Regions from separate parts of the Homo sapiens genome. Here region 2 is linked to region 1. Evidence: chromatin loops called from intact Hi-C (ENCODE). Cell type or tissue: psoas muscle. All regions are shown on one strand.

Evidence for each region. Peaks named below come from ENCODE experiments on the same cell type or tissue, not always from the same donor. Only the 100,000 strongest peaks of a DNase experiment are listed, where the experiment ranks them.
Region 2: it touches region 1 in a loop (5-fold over the local background); 2 of 110 quality-filtered maps call a loop at or near these places.

The regions. Positions count from the first base shown.
Region 1 is chr17:10,383,256-10,385,755 of GRCh38, forward strand. The region is part of intron 1 of MYHAS (myosin heavy chain gene cluster antisense RNA); the gene reads left to right. Among named protein-coding and RNA genes, the nearest start is that of MYHAS, 1.4 kb to the left of the region's middle. In psoas muscle, no CTCF peak of the experiment used is centred here; a DNase peak (open chromatin) is centred at 1,066; H3K4me3 peaks cover 721 bases; H3K27ac peaks cover 1,020 bases.
Region 2 is chr17:10,623,778-10,626,277 of GRCh38, forward strand. It overlaps MYHAS (myosin heavy chain gene cluster antisense RNA), which reads left to right. Exons shown (of 11, transcript NR_125367.1): 11 at 1-1,763. Among named protein-coding and RNA genes, the nearest start is that of MYH3, 32 kb to the right of the region's middle. In psoas muscle, no CTCF peak of the experiment used is centred here; DNase peaks (open chromatin) are centred at 1,043 and 1,354; H3K4me3 peaks cover 1,137 bases; H3K27ac peaks cover 2,500 bases.

The sequences.
Region 1 (2,500 bases):
CCGCGATTTATTTGTGCTGTGTAATTCCAGACAGTAGATCCGTGAAGGACTGTGTGGTGGGGAGGGTATGAAATTGAGTGTGGAGAGGGCATTTGAGGGCAAGTCCCATGACTGACTGGGCCAGACAGAAAATTTAAAATTCTTGTCAACAAAGCCCGTTTGAAAATTTTCAGTGCATACATAGCCATATTATTATGTTGTACATGTGGTACACATAAATATTCCTGTTTTTTTTTTTTTTTTTTTTTGAGACGGAGTAGCACTCTTGTCGCCAGGCTGGAGTGCTGTGGCGTGATCTGGGTTCACTGCAACCTCCACCTCCCGGGTTCAAGTGATTCTCCTGCCTCAGCCTCCTGAGTAGCTGGGATTACAGGCACCCGCCACCACGCCTGGCTAATTTTTGTACTTTTAGTAGAGACGGGGTTTCGCCATGTTGGCCAGGCTGGTCTCAAACTCCTGACCTCAGGTGATCCGCCCGCCTCGGCCTCCCAAAGTGCTGGGATTACAGGCATGAGCCACCGCACCCGGCTACACATATATTCTTATATAAAGTCAGGTTCAGATACTCAAATCCGTGGGTACCAATTGAATTATTTTTCCAAATAGTGGAAAAAGTGATGATTTTGTTGCTCAGAAGGTACTACCTTTCCCATCCATGTTTTAAACATAATTTCTCATACTTTGAGCCTTCACACTGCGCAGTACCTCAGTTTCCCCAGGAAAGCCACAAGCCATAGTTTCTGTGAGGAGCTGAGAAGATAGTTTGCCCTCTTGTGAAGGTCAGCCTATTGGAATCTAAGAGAAGCCCTGTTTTGGGTGTGTTCCCCAAGGGAGATGTTTTTCTCCTTCACCATGGAGAGGCTTTCTTTTTTCTTGCGGCCTCCGGAAGCGGCATCTTAGTGGCCCTTGGAACTAGGAGGGAGGAATCAGGCTGGCAAATTCTATCCTTAAGCAAGGTTCTTTCCATCTGCCCACGGCTGATTCTTCAGCTTCTCGCTTTGGAAAATGTGACCGATGGAGTCTGCGATGACGGTTCCTAGGGACACCGATATGTGGAACATGTGCCCAAACCTCTGCCACAGCCAGGAGGCAGAATTTAAGTTTGCTTACTGACAGCTGCTGTGTGTCAGTCCTGGAATGTTAATCCTTACAGAGAGCTTGGATGACAGGCAACAGCTTTTAGCAGCTGTGCTAATGATCTCATCCATCAAACGACCCTCTCTTCACCTTACTGTTGTCAGTTATATCCACGTCTTTGATGAGAAGTGGATATGAAATCTTAAGAGGCAGGTTACTTTTATTTATTTTAAAAACATGAGCCTTTAAAAGAATTCCAAAAATAGTACACACATTGAAAAACATAATCAAACATACTGAAGGAAAATTTTAAATCTTGCCTAAAATTTTAGCATAGAAGTCATCTCTACCTAAATTTTGGTTTAAATCCTTTCACATTTTTTTCCATGTTTTTATGTATCCTTTTTTCTTTCTTTTTTTTTTTTTTTTTTGAGGCGGAGTCTCATTCTGTTGCTAGGCTGGAGTGCAGTGGTGCGATCTTGGCTCACTACAACCTCCGCCTCCTGGGTTCAAGTGTTTCTCCTGCCTCAGCCTCCCCTGTACCTGGGACTACAGGCGAGTGCCACCATGCCCAGCTAATTTTAATATTTTTTAGTAGAAACGGGGTTTTACCATGTTGGCCAGGATGGTATCCAGCTCCTTTTTTTTTTTTTTTTTTTAGATGGAGTCTCGCTCTGTCGCCAGCCTGGAATGCAGTGGTGCGATCTCGGCTCACTGCAACCTCTGCCTCCCAGATTCAAGTGATTCTCCTGCCTCAGCCTCTGGAGCAGCTGGGACTGCAGGTGTGTCACCATGCCCAGCTAATTTTTGTATTTTTAGTAGAGATGGGGTTTCACCATGTTGGCCAGGATGGTCTCGATCTCTTGACCTCATGATCCGCCCACCTTGGCTTCCCAAGGTGCTGGGATTACAGGCATGTGCCACCACGCCTGGCCAATTTTTATGTATTCTTAAACACATACACAATTGAGATATCAGTCTGCAAGCACTGTTTTGTATTCTGCTTTTAGAACACATTTTAAAATTTTCTCATGATATTAACTATTCTTTTAGATTATGATTTTTAATAGTTACGTAGTGTACCATGCTTTGAAGATAACATAATTTATATAACAAATTTTCTATTATTGGGCATTTAGGGTGCTCTAAGTTTCTGTTCTTTAAAATATTCTGCTAAGTATATATGTGTACATAAATGCTTATGCATATCTTTAATTGTTAAATCTATAGAATAGACTTTCTGGGCAAAGGCTAAAGATAGTTTTCAGTTTGCAACAGTGGAGTCCCTGTTATTGGAGCCTTCACAATAATGATATTGCATAGGAAAACAAAAAGTATTCACTAACGATCTTGTTGATCATTATGTATTGTAAATATGCAATAATCAATTTAAGTTGAATGCAAAGTAAAATGAGAAATCTTG
Region 2 (2,500 bases), 240 kb after region 1:
GATTGTAGCTGGAGATAATGAATTGAAAAGCTGGTCTCTGTTTCTGGAAATGATGCCAGGAGGCCCTCAAAATAAACGCCCACCTGTCCTTCAGGTCTCAACACCTGTTGCTCTTGGGACAGAGATCCCAGGCCCAAAATAGGCACAGCTGCTATGGATGCTCGTCTTGCCCTCCTGGAGCTGAGACTGGGCCATGTTTGGAAATATGTCTCCCTCCATCCCCTCCTCCCATCCTCATTTGGAGCCTTAGGGCTTTAAGACGTGAGCTCTTTCCTCGCTCCCTCTCCCCAGTCTTTCTTGGGTATCTCTGCTCCTCCCATCACCTGTTCCTGGGCATGGCATAGGCAGTTGGTAAATGACAGATGAATGAATACATGTACAAGGAAACACAGATCTGAAATTTCTAGCAGCAAAGTTTGGAGCAGGAAGCTCTGGCTGGCCCTGGGCTTTTTGCTAAGGGTGTTCTGGCTTCGCGTGGCAGCACCCCTCCCCACCGGGCCTTTGCCAGGACGCTCGATCCTCTCTTCGGGCTTCTGAGCAGTGTGAATTGCAAACAGCCATGCCCACTCCCCAGGCCAAGAAAACCAAGTTCATGGCCAGGATTGCTCACAAAAAAAAAAAAAAAAAAAGAACCACTTCTGCCTTATCATTCTCTCTTTATTACCGAAATGCGGAGACAGAAAGTCAACAGAGAAAGAATTGTTTTCCCCAAGGCCACACAGATTGCTCCAACACTTGACTTTTCCTGCTAGGAACTCAATCCAAGAGATGGGCTTTCTTTTGTTCTCTGACTATAAAAGGGTGTCACCTTGTCACCATCTTCTATCACACAGGACCCCTATGGGCTTGGTTTGGTTTTGTTCTTTCATCATTATTATTTGGAAAGTTATATTTCCTTTACTGTCCTTGAGGTGTGAGGCTTCACCTCATCTTGTCTCCATATCCCTGAGTCACTAAGGAGTCCTATGTCAATGACACCTCTCCATATGCTTTACCTAAGCTGCCCCTTCTCTCAGCAAGTTCGCGCCAGGCTTCCCCATGAAGGCCACCTAAGGGTGTCTATCGTCCCCCTCCTAAATCTCCCCAGGACTTTTGAACAAGGGCCATGTCCAGTTTAATGTCACACAAAGAAGACTCATCAAAGCCCAGGAGTTGGGAGTTCTTGCTCCTCACTGCCATGGAAAGCATGAAACATCTGAGATAAAAATAATCTGTGCCATCCCCTGGCTCCGGATGGACAGCAGTTGGGGCATGAGCGCCTCCAGAATGTCTCAGCATTGCTGAGGGTAACCGGATCGCCGCTCAGATCCAGCAGGCAGCCTCAGAACCTCCCAGCTGCTGTTGTTTTTAGCACCGGGATTATTGGTAGGGGTGTAAATAGACATCTGTGTTCTGGGTGGCTCGCTCACCCCACATTCCTAGGCACACTTGTTTTATTAAAGCTCTCAGCTGTCGGGTGATCCAGGCGTGGAGAAATGAAAGGCCGCCCTCACCAGCTGGTGGTGGACTGCAAACTGCAACCAGTTTTCCCCCATAAGGACATGTTACTCCTATTAGAAACTGTGTCCCTCACATGTCCTTAAGAAGCGGGCCATCTGCCAATCATAAATCGAGATCTCAGCCGTTCCAAATAAAGAAAGAGTCTACCCTCCTTGCTGGCAGTCCTTTTATAGTTGACAGATTTTTTTTTTTAATCTTGTGCTTGGCCATGTATTTCTTGTGTAATTAAAAAATTATAAAAGGTAATAAAAAATACAAATCCACTGCTAAGAGATTTAAGACTCAATAAAAATTTCAGAAAGCCAGAGGTTTCTGGATAGTATGAGGATTACAAGGAGAAGGTTAATAAATTCCATGTCCCAACACCAGAAAAAAAGAATAAAAGAGAAAAAACAAGGCTATTTATGAAAAGGAAAAGTAATTAGAAATGGCCCTTAATGGCTGAGTGTGGTGGCTCATACCTGTAATCCCAGCACCTTGGGAGGCCGAGGCGGGTGGATCACCTAAGGTCAGAAGTTCGAGATCATTCTGGCCAACATGGTAAAACCCCGTCTCTACTAAAAATACAAAAAAATTAGCCAGGCATGGTGGCGTGTGCCTGTAGTCCCAGCTACCTGGGAGGCTGAGGCATGAGAATTGCTTGAAACCGGGTGGCAAAAGTTGCACTGAGCCAAGATCGCACCACTGCGCTCCAGCCTGGGTGACAGAGTGAGACTCCTTCTCAATAAAAATAAAAAATATAATAAGAAATGGTCCTTAATTTGGAGAGGCTCACCCAAAAAAGTGAGCCTGAAGAGAAGGCGCCCTTCATTCTTTTGCCACCCTGTTCTGGAGCCCATGTACGAAAGAGCCAGTGGATATTGCAAATGAGCTAAAGTCACCCAAGTTCCTACTGAATGGTCAAAGGTCCTATCTTAAGAGAGGCTCTCTGAGGATGGGGTGGGCTGAGGTGGTGGACAAGAGGAGGGTTATAGAGAAACACCTGGAGGACGCTAACAGA